Linked DNA regions of Homo sapiens: region 2 is linked to region 1. A link is a contact called in ENCODE Hi-C or POLR2A ChIA-PET data. All regions are on one chromosome and are shown on one strand. The core of a region is the stretch at or near the end of the contact, and the rest is flanking DNA. Distances in the headings are between cores, read along the strand shown. Region 1 holds the start of TSPYL1 (TSPY like 1). Region 2 holds the start of FRK (fyn related Src family tyrosine kinase).

Region 1 (2,700 bases), core at 178-2,677:
CCCAAGGGCAAATGTTAACCAGACTGGAACCCAAAGGGCCTGGGGATCTCTACAGGCTCCCTTAGCGGGCGACGTCGGGCTCTACGGACTCCTTCACGCAACAGGTAGTATTGCAGTGGATTTGGCCACAGATCCTCTTTAATAATCTCAGCAATTTTGTCGGACTCTGGAAGGCTGTGGTCTGAAAACCAAGTGAAGAAGCTGCAGATGAGGTCTTGGTTTCTGCGAATGAAGGACTGGGGTTCATGCCCCCTGCGCCATATAATTGGAGTAGAAAGAGACACCACTCGGCCGGAGGATCTTACCTCATATTCCTTGACAATCAGCTTGTTTCTGAAGTAGGGGTTTCTTCTAAAGAAGAACTTGAACTTGCAACCGGTTCTAGGGTGTCTGAGTTCCTTCACCTCTAAATTGGTTATGTACCTTAACATCTCTGCATCTTGGCCCCTAATCATGGCGGACAACTGGGGGTGGTTTCGAAAAGCAGTCATCCAGAAGCCCGGGATATTCTGAATGATGTAGTTCCTCCGCTCCAGGTAGTGTCGACGCATCCGCCCAAACTTGTGCTCCAGCTGTTGGAAGGCCCTGTCGGCCTGAGCATTCACAGTGTCCAGTTCCAGCTGGATGGCCTCCAGAGGGTCCATGCGGAGAGCCTCATGCAAAGGCCAGGGCCCTTCTTCCTCCCTCGCCTCCTCCTCCAATCTATCCTCCTCCGCCACTTCTATTTCTTCACCTTCTGGCGGCTGCTCCTCTACCTCCATCTGCTCCTCCATTACCTCCTTCTCCGCCAGGCCTTCCTTCACCACCTCAGCGCTCTCCCTCTCAGCCACGGCTGCTGAGACGGTGGCGCACTTTCCTGTCTTCACCTCCTCCGCCTCAGCCTCCGCCCCCGCCGTCAGCTCAGACGCGGATCTCTGGGCGCCACAGATTTCTAGGGCCTTCTCTCCACCCTGAACGCCCTTTTTCAGGCTGCGGTCGGCTGCCATCACCACAGAAGCGGCTGCCAGGCCTTCGGCGGGAGGCTGGCCCTCTTCCTGCCCGGCTTTGATCGCCACATGACCGCGACCCCCAACAACTCGGATCTGGGGAGTACCGCCACGGCCCGCGGCATCCTGGGGTACGCCCCCCTCCTCTGAAGGCGGTGGAGGCGGGAGCGCGACGGTCTCCGAGCCTCCCTCACCCGGCTCCGCCATCACCTGTGTCGCCTCGCTTTGGTCGCGGAGCCTCAGGTACTGGTGTGCGTCCTGGTCGCTCGGGACTTGGTCAGAAATAATGATGCTGTGGGTTTGGAGGGGAGTGGTCCTCTTGACCCCATCCAGGCCGCTCATGTTGCTAACAGTCGGACCAACCGCAGGCGAACGCCCGTTTTCCTCAGAGGCCGAACTGGGAGCTAACCGCCGCTCGCACCGCCCACCCTACAGTCTCACTAACATTTCAGCGGCGGTGTCGTCAGGACTGGAGATCTCACGGTATCGCGAGAACTTGCTGAGCCCGGGATTGGTTCCGCCGCTCCCTGCCAGCCAACCGGATTCTCTGGGCTTTATTTCTGTGAATTTACCCATAGCAACAGTAATTTTACCTACGTAAATAAATGTCGATTGTGCTGAGTCTGGAAGCGCGGACGACCCACCTTGAGATGCATCTAGCGACTGCTCCCAGCATGTAGGAGCAGTTGTAAAATCACAGCCGTAACAGTGCCTGCTCTCCAGTGTCTGAAAACAAATGTTTTTCTGGTCTTCACTTTTTTGAGGCAGGAAGGTAAATCTATTCCCTGTTACTCCACGTAACTAGCAGCAAAAGACTTCTCTTTAAGATTAATAGCAAAATGTTTCCCCCCTTCTTAGTAAAAGTGACATAAAAATATCAATTCTTGCCTCTACGGTTACTGGGGAAAAAAAGCTACTCAGCAGCCTCTTACCACTAAAGCGATGCATAGTATTCATTGCTAATTTTCGATTTATAATCTGCATCAAATAAGAGTTTGTGCTGCATAGTATCGGTAGAAATTAAGCCAGGATCAGTTTGCTAAATGTTCCATGCCTTTTCACTGCAAGAAAGAGGAAATTATAACTATTTCCAGCCCCAAGAACTTAATTTATTATCATATTTAGTTATGTAAGATAGGAATGTTTGGCTCTAACGAAGCATCTGTCTTTAGCAATCAGCTGAGTTCATTAGAGGGGGATGTCAATGTCTCTGGTTGAAGTGTTCCAGTTTGTTGACTTGTGAGTTAAACTGGTGCTGTCTTAGAGAGCTACAAGGCCTCAGAGAAATATCAGTGGGGGGAGCCACATACCACCATTTTGTGAGGAAAGGCTAGTTAAAATGGACAACTAAGATGGCCTTGAAGTAGAAAACAAACTTGCAAAGGGCAACATGCAGCTGGTGGACTCAAGGTATAAAAGAGGCAAACGTTATTTTCTACTTAATTTGCTTTGTGTGGTAGTAGCCTGATGGCCCTCAAAGATGTACCTGTCTTAGTTATGCGGCCAAAGGGACTTCGCAGATATGATTAAGTTAAAGATTTGGAGATGAGAAGATGATTCTGGATTATACAGGTGGGCCCTATGGAATTACAAATTTCTTATAAGAAGGAGGCAGGAGGGTCAGTCAGAGAAGATAAGAGGACGAAAGCACAGAGAGAGGGAAGGAATGGTGGAGAATAGGTGTGGGAGGGAGGAAAGGGAAATCGCTATGTTG
Region 2 (2,700 bases), core at 168-2,667, 220 kb before region 1:
GCCCTGTATATTCCCATCAGAATGAAAGGGATTAGGATTAGAGCTAGGGCTAGAGTTGATATATTACCCTGGAATGTTTCAAAAGTTTTTTTTAAAAAAAAGAATCTGAAGTTTAGATTTGAGAATATCATTAAGGGAAGTCTTATAATTTACCTTCAAACAAAATGCAATTTTATTGCTAAAGTGAGGCATGAGTTATTTTACAGCCAAAGAGAAGGTACAGTATTAAACACATCATTTGTTTATTTTGAAAATACACCCTGGACCTGTGGATGTACATACTGTAATTGAAGTCATCTCAACAACAATTACTGGCCAGTTTCACACTCACTTAGCGGGGGAGGTGTGTTTCAATTAGTGGTTTCTTGCCAGTACTTCCTCATACTTTTTAGGCAACTCTTTGGACATTAGGGGGTTGTAGAGAAGTAGAAAGGAAAACTCATTACCCAGCCCTCAGAGAGTTCAGAAATTAAGTATAAGTTTGTACTACTCACGGCTCTGCCTGTAGGCTTCTGTCCTCAGCCACGTAGTTAGAAGGAATATAGCCTTGTAGTTGCTGACTGGAGCCATCTCGTCTTTTCTCCAAGTGTCTGGCAAACCACCAGCCCTCATGCAAAGTGTCCAGAACTTGAAGTTTGTCACCTGCTCGGAAGCTCAAGTCCTCAGCAGTCCGAGCCTGGTAATCAAACAAAGCCACAAAGTAGTGGCCATGCCTCTGTGACTGGGGAGAGCAAAGGGCCCCTGGATTTTCAATCACGGTTGACTTGTCTGCCTCCGTGGACAAACAGGGGAGATAGGGTTCTAGGTACTCCCAGAGCCTCTGACAGATGTTGCTCATTGTGCCTTGGTGGGGAGAAGAGGAGCAGGGCTTCTCCCTCTCCCCTTAGTCTCTGCGATCCACCTTATCTTCCTTCACCAGGCAACTTTGAAGTCAGCACCAACTCACCATACTTCGGAGAGTATGCAAAGTCCCGTTTCAGATCAGTCCAGCAGCTGGGTTGCAGCAAGTCCTACCTGGAGAGACTTACCGGCTTGCTTTCTGTGGCTGGAGGTGCTACCCCGAGGCAAAACTGAGCAGGAGCTGGGCAGCTGCTCACTAGGAAGGTGTCTTTTCTTCTTATCTGCTTAAGAATCCCACAACAAAAATAAAATAAAATTAAAAGGGCTTTATTTAGACAAATATCTGAGAACAGAATGGTGCCATCTTGCCTTTTGTCCCAATAAAAAGTTAGCAAGAGGAAGCTACTAACCCCTGGTAAAACCTCCACGTCTTGCTTTCGCCAGGAGCTCTCCCCCTGTTTCAAGTCTGTTCCTGTCTTTCGACCAGTCCGGATCTGGACGGCTCTCTCCTTTTTGCTAATGAATAACCAACCAGCAGAGGCTGTTGCCTTTAACATTCTGAGCTATGAACAGACTGTAATAATTTCCCCTTACTTCCTGGTTTCTTTCTGTCTGTGATCTAAATGGTATTCTGACCTCTTTACCCCTCCCATCTCCCACACCCAAGATAGACCAGATCCTTTACCAAACTGTTAAAGCAGCCGCTAAAATCTATATTCCTTTTGTTTCATCCTGGAGAAACAGGCTAGCCCAGGTAGCTTTTTGTCTTGTTATGTTCCCAGCACTGAAATTCACGGCAGAGATTTTTTTCCCTGACAAATAGGAGTAGAATTGTTTTGCCACCACTAGGGGAAATTTAAAAAGGCAAATTAAAGTATTTAGGTATTTCTTGTCAGACACAGAGCAATTGGAAAAGAACCATCAAGTCACTCCCTTTTCTCATTACCAAGAATAGATTTTAATAGCTTCAAAGAATAGTCACAGTCTGGAAAAGTAAGAAAGCAGCTGACTAAAATGCTGAGAACCCAAAATGTTGCTTTTTCCCACAGACATTTAATTTCCTATCCTTCAAGTACTATTTGGGAAACACACACACACACACACACACACACACACACACGCTACACACCAACTAGGTGACCAGTAGAGAAAAAAAGAGTAGAACAGAAAAAGAGCTCTTTGCACACTGCTGTGGGGGCTCTTTCTGCTAAACTTTGACCTCCAGATCTATGCTAGTTCTTACTAACTTGGCAAGAACTCAGGAACTAATGAGACTGACATCAGGACAGCCATCTCTAGACAGGCAGTGGTTTTTGCTTGACCTTCCCTAGTTCGGAGCAGCTGTCTCACAAATATGTGCCCTGGCAAAAACAGCCGGGCAATGAGTCTGGCAGATCAACGTACGGTCATTTATACTAGTAGACAGCATTGCAAACTTGTTTATGAAGTGTCACTGATCTCTCTATAAGACTTTTTTTTTATTTCTTTCTTAAAAACAATCTTTCTAAATGTTGTGAGACCCTTGAACCTGGCTAACCTATTCCTAGTACAAGCTCATAACTTCTGTTCTTTTTCAAATTGCAAGGCATTTAGTAATCAGAATAATCAAACTCAAGAAAAAGGAAGAAAGAAAGGAAGAAAGAAAGAAAGAAGAAAGAAAAGAAAGAAAAAGAAAGAAAAGAAAGAAAGAAGGAAAGAAAGAAAGAAAGAAAAGAAAAGAAAAGAAAAAGAAAATCAGAGAACCATGGCATCAGCCCAACCTGCTATTACTTTGTGCAAAAATCAGTCCATAGCAGTGGACAGATCAATTGGTTAAAATAAAATCTTGTGTTATGCTCCCAAGTTTCTCCAATTGTCTTT

The links. A loop is a pair of places that touch in the nucleus more often than their neighbours do. ChIA-PET counts read pairs that join two places held with the same protein, here RNA polymerase II (POLR2A). Pooled maps may share reads with other maps.
Region 2: a loop to region 1 is called in a pooled map, with 2.1 times the contacts of the local background. The contact joins the promoter of FRK here to the promoter of TSPYL1 in region 1. A Hi-C loop is called at or near these places in 1 of 50 pooled maps. POLR2A ChIA-PET finds 5 or more read pairs at or near these places in 2 of 52 experiments (MCF 10A and T-cell).

Annotation. Positions count from the first base shown.
Region 1 is chr6:116,278,503-116,281,202 of GRCh38, forward strand. It overlaps TSPYL1 (TSPY like 1), which reads right to left and starts at 1,428. Exons shown (of 1, transcript NM_003309.4): 1 at 1-1,428. The coding sequence starts at 1,328. The coding sequence ends at 15. It also overlaps a transcript of DSE not described here. RefSeq lists enhancers at 792-841, 862-1,131, 1,362-1,421.
Region 2 is chr6:116,059,474-116,062,173 of GRCh38, forward strand. It overlaps FRK (fyn related Src family tyrosine kinase), which reads right to left and starts at 1,418. Exons shown (of 8, transcript NM_002031.3): 1 at 495-1,418. The coding sequence starts at 838.